Linked DNA regions of Homo sapiens: region 2 is linked to region 1. The links are chromatin loops, found by intact Hi-C in ENCODE. Cell type or tissue: PC-9. All regions are shown on one strand.

Evidence for each region. A loop is a pair of places that touch in the nucleus more often than their neighbours do. Peaks named below come from ENCODE experiments on the same cell type or tissue, not always from the same donor. Only the 100,000 strongest peaks of a DNase experiment are listed, where the experiment ranks them.
Region 2: it touches region 1 in a loop (4-fold over the local background); 2 of 110 quality-filtered maps call a loop at or near these places.

What each region holds. Positions count from the first base shown.
Region 1 is chr13:27,053,026-27,055,525 of GRCh38, reverse strand. LOC105370124 (a long non-coding RNA gene) reads left to right here. Exons shown (of 2, transcript XR_941767.3): 1 at 1-30. Among named protein-coding and RNA genes, the nearest start is that of USP12-AS1, 71 kb to the left of the region's middle. In PC-9, no CTCF peak of the experiment used is centred here; DNase peaks (open chromatin) are centred at 765, 1,145 and 1,815; H3K27ac peaks cover 2,500 bases.
Region 2 is chr13:27,151,259-27,153,758 of GRCh38, reverse strand. The region is part of intron 1 of USP12 (ubiquitin specific peptidase 12); the gene reads left to right. The region is part of intron 1 of USP12-AS1 (USP12 antisense RNA 1); the gene reads right to left. Among named protein-coding and RNA genes, the nearest start is that of USP12, 19 kb to the left of the region's middle. In PC-9, no CTCF peak of the experiment used is centred here; no DNase peak of the experiment used is centred here.

The DNA.
Region 1 (2,500 bases):
TTCTAATCCCCAAGGGCCCTTTTTATCCAGGTAAGGAGTCTGGATTTTCCTAAAATGGACATAGGGAACTTTTGAGGAATGTTAATGACTGATTTCTCACGATGACATTTTGGTAAGGTCATTTCAGTGGCAGCGGAGGAGGTAGATTGGAGAGGAGAGCCTGACTGGAAGAGAAAGACCCCTGAGAAGGTAGTAGGAATCCCATTGAGAAGGGACAGGAACCTGGACAAGGTGAAGGCACTGGGGTTGGAGGTGGGGGCTCGGGACTCCAGGTACTGAGGGCAGTCTAGGGCGTGGTGGAGAGTTTGCCATGGAAGTAAGCAGGAGGGAGTCTGCTCTTAACCACAAAAGTTGATGTTCTGCAGGGCTCTGTTCTAGGCAGTTTGCTTTGTTTAGACTCTTCTGAAACAACCATGTCTGCTCCCATGGCTTCAGTTATCATCGGATAACAGTGCCTACCAAACCTTTATCTCTAGCCCAGATCTCCCAGGTCCCAGGCCTGTGTCTCCAGCTGTGTCCCCTGTGCAGTTTTACCCAGTTATGACACAGACACCCCAGACTCAACTTGCTCTACCTACTTCCTGCCCCAACACTGACCTTCCTGCAGCTTCCCTCACCCTGCACGGTGCCATCATCCACCCATGTGCACCTGTCATTGGCTGGAAACCTTCCTTCAGTCCTTCATCTTCCTCCTGCACAGACATTCAGACATTGAGCAAGTTCTGTTAGTAGGACTGGCTCTGCAAACTCTCCTGAACCTGTCTTACCTCTCGTCCATTGCCCTGGTGAGGCTAGTCACCTGGGCCTCCTGCTCAACCTTTCTGCCTGCAGGCTTGGCCTTTACAAACACATTCTCACAGTGAAATTTGAGGGCTCTTTTTAAAGTGTACACATTTATTGAATAGATGCTGAAAGAACTCTCTGGCTTAAGACACTGCAGTGACTCCATGTTCCTCTGAGCAAAATCCATTTTCTTTAACCAGGTCCCTGAGAGCTCAGCTCCTAAACACCTCTGTCACTCTGTCTCTTGGTCTCTCTGTCTCGTCTCTCTCAGGCACACACACCCTCACCCTGTCTACAATCTGGGCATCTGCCATACTGACTCAGTCCCTGGAATGCATTGTGCATGAGCCCTCTCCCTGCTAAACCATGTGCATGTGTCATTTCTCCTGCCTGGAAAGCTCCCACCCCACCCCAACTTCTTACTTTGAAAACCCAGCCATCCTTCAGGTTTCAGCTTATGTCGCCACCTCAGGAAGTCTTTCCTGATTCCCTCCTGAGTGTTTCCACAGCCCCAGCACTTCCTCCGTCCCAGCACCTCCACACTGAGATGTGACTGCCTGTTGACCCGGCTGCCAGCTCATGACCTCACACCACCACCAGCAGACAGCCTCCCTACCTCAGTGGATTCCGCATTGTGAGGGCAGGGCTGTGAGCAATGTGTGCATCTTGTCTGCATGTGCCTAAGGAATAGCAAATGAATACATGAACGAGTGGGTAACTGGACTTCTCATTTCTGGCTTGGGTGACTAGTTAATAGCACCTACACCTAGAGAACAGGGGAGGATGAATTCCTATTGGGGAATGGTAATGTTTGATCTTGAACTTAGTGAGCTCCTGCTGGATTGAGTCCCTGGAAGGCAATGTGCGTGAGCCTTCTCCCCACTGAACATGTGCACGTGTCATTTCTCCTGCCTGGAGCACTCCCACCCCACCCCAACTTCTTAGTTTCAAAACCCAGCCATCCTTCAGGTTTCAGCTTATGTCTCAAGCTTCAGCTTATCTCCTGCTGGAGATGCCCAGCAGGTGGTTAGACACGTGGAGCAAGAGTTCAGGGAGGGCAGCGCTAACCATGGGCTTGGGAGTCATTAGTGTGGCATTGCTATTTGAAACCATTAATTTAGAAGAGGAAGTGTGTGTAGATTAAGGTGTACAGGGGGCCCTGATGGTGTCCTGGGGAACACGGAGGAGGTGCAAGTAGGAAACCCACAAGGCAGACAGAAAAGGCAGCAGGGAGAGACCCGGAAGAGAGTAGCCCACAGGGTCAGATGATGGACAGCCACGCAGGATAAGGATAAAAACATGTCCCTTGGATTTGACAATGAGGTCACAGTTGATCTGGGGGTGGGGGTGCGAAGCGCAAGCTAGATTGCAGAGATGTGACTGCGTGGGCAAGAGGAAATGGAGGGCTGGGCTGACCACTCCTTCCAGGAGCTGCCTGGGAAGGGGAGCAGGGAGCAAGTGAAGGGAGGGAAGGCAGGGAGTTGCAGCCCTTTGCACATTCCATGTTTGTAGGGTCTGGTATTTAAATTTTATTTTACAGTCCCTGTCATTGCTTTTTTCTCCCTGGTGTGGTAGAAACATCTCATTAGAGATAATTTAGAACACACAAGATATAAAGAAAAAAAATGCAACTGTAATTAACTCAGACAGCCAGTGCTGACATGCTGGTAAATTTCCCTCGAGTGTGTGTGTCCGGGTGTCCCCAGCCCTCCGTCCT
Region 2 (2,500 bases), 98 kb before region 1:
GCTAGGTGAACTGTTAGGTATGAGTGGTTCTTACTTTTAAGGAAGATACGTCTTTTTGGGGAAATGAGACTTAAATTCACATCCAGCAGAACAGTATCAGAAAAGTGGGTGTGTGAGCTCCATGAGGGTGACTTGTGGAAGGGGAAAGGTTGAACATTTCATTCTCAAGTACTAAAAGGATCTGTAACTCTAATGTACCGATTAATGGATGATAGCACAGCTTTTTATTGTTATGGAAGTGACGTTTCCACTCTTGTCATTCCCATTTTTGGAGTTTATTGTTACTAGATTTCATAGAACCTATTTGAAACTAGAAAATATTTCTATTTCATTACTTTATATGTTTTTGTATGCATATGTATATATGTTTTATCTAAAAAACAAAATTGAAGACTTTAAAAGTGAATTTGAGTTTTGGACACTAAGCTTTATTTATTTACTTATTTTTTTTTGAGACGGAGTCTCACTCTGTTGCCCAGGCTGGAGTGCAGTGGCACGATCTTGGCTCACTGCAACCTCTGCCTCAGCCTCCCAAGTAGCTGGTATTACAGGTGCCTGCCACCACACCTGGCTAATTTTTGTATTTTTTAGTAGAGACAGGGTTTCGCCATGTTGGCCAGGCTAGTCTTGAACTCCTGACCTTAGGTGATCAGCCTGCCTCAGCCTCTCAGAGTACTGGGATTACAGGTGTGAGCCACCATGCCCGGCCAGGACACTAAGCTTTAAATGTTGAATGTAAACAATTAATCAAAAAAGACTCCAAGTTGACATACATATTCTATTTTCTTTTCTTTCTTTCTTTTTTTTTTTTTTTTTTGAGACGGAGTCTCGCTCTGTCACCCAGGCTGGAGTGCAGTGGTGCGATATCCACTCACTGCAAGCTCCGCCTCCCAGGTTCACGCCATTGTCCTGCCTCAGCCTCCTGAGTAGCTGGGACTACAGGCGCCCGCCACCACGCCTGGCTAATTTTTTGTATTTTTAGTAGAGACGGGGTTTCACCGTGTTAACCAGGATGGTCTCTATCTCCTGACCTCGTGATCCACCCGCCTCGGCCTCCCAAAGTGCTGGGATTACAAGCGGGAGCCACCACGCCCGGCACATATTCTTTTTTCTTAAAACAGCTTTATTGAGATATAATTCACATACCATGCAATTCACTCATTTAAAGTGTACAATTTAGTGGCTTTTAGAGTTTTGCATTTATCACCACAGTCAGTTTTAATCATCTTGAACGATACTTTATACCCTTTAGCTATTCTTTTTCTCCTCCTTCTTTCCTTTCCCTCCCCCTTCCAGCCCTAGGCAACCACTGATTTACTTTATGTGTTTATATAATTATCTGCTTTGGACTTTGGTATGTGGAATCATAGAGTATATGGTCTTTGGGACTGGCTGCTTTTACTTTGCGTGTTTTCAAGGTTCATTTATGTTGTAACATGTATCAGTACTGCATTGCTTTTAATGGACAAATATTGTTCCATTGTGTGGATATACTACATTTTGTTTATTTGTTCGTTGATGGACATTTGGGCCATTTCTACCTTATGGGTATTATGAATAATACTATTGTAAACATTGGGGGTGCAAGCTTTTTATGGACATATGTTTTGTTTTCTCATGTGTCTGTACTTTGGAGTGGAATTGTGGTTTAATCTTTTGAGGATCTACCAGACTGTTTTCCAGAGATGGACCATTTTATGTTCCTGCCAACAGTGTATGGCTGTTCCCATTTCTCTGCATCCCCATTGGTACTTGTTATCTGACTTTCTGACTGTAGCCATTCCATTTTGGGTGTGAGGTGGTATCTCATTTCATTGTGGTTTTGATTTGCATTTCTCTGATGAGTAATGATGTTGAGCACCTCTTTAGGTACTTATTGGCCATTTGTGTATCTTCTGTGGAAAAATATCTATTCGCATTCTTTGGCTGTTCTTTGAGTTGTCTTTTAATTGTTGTGAGTTTTTTGTTGTTTTGTTTTTGTTTTTTCAAGACAGGATCTTGCTGTGTTACTCAGGCTGGAGTGTAGTGACATGATCATCCCTTGCAACTCCTGGTCTCAAGTCATCCTCCCACCTCAGCCTCTGGAGTAGCTAGGAGTACAGGTGCATGCCTCTATGCCTGGCTAATTTTTTACTTTTTGTAGAGATGGGTTCTTGCTGTGTTTTGCCCAGGCTGGTCTTGAACTCCTGGCCCTCGGGATCCTCTTGCCTAGTCCTCCGAAAGCACTGGGATTACAGGCATTAGCCACCCTGCCTGGCCCTGGTGTAAGAGTTCTTTGTATATTCTGGATACAAGTTTCTTGTTAGTTACCTTATTTGCTAATATTTCCTCCCATTCTATGGGTTGTCTATTCATTTTCTTGATGGTGCCATTTGAAGCACAAAATTTAATTTTGATTTTGATGAAGTCTAATTTATCTAATTTTTTTTCTCTTTTCCTTTTTTTTGGGAGACAGAATCTTGCTTTGTCGCTGAATCTTGGCTCACGGCAACCTCCACCT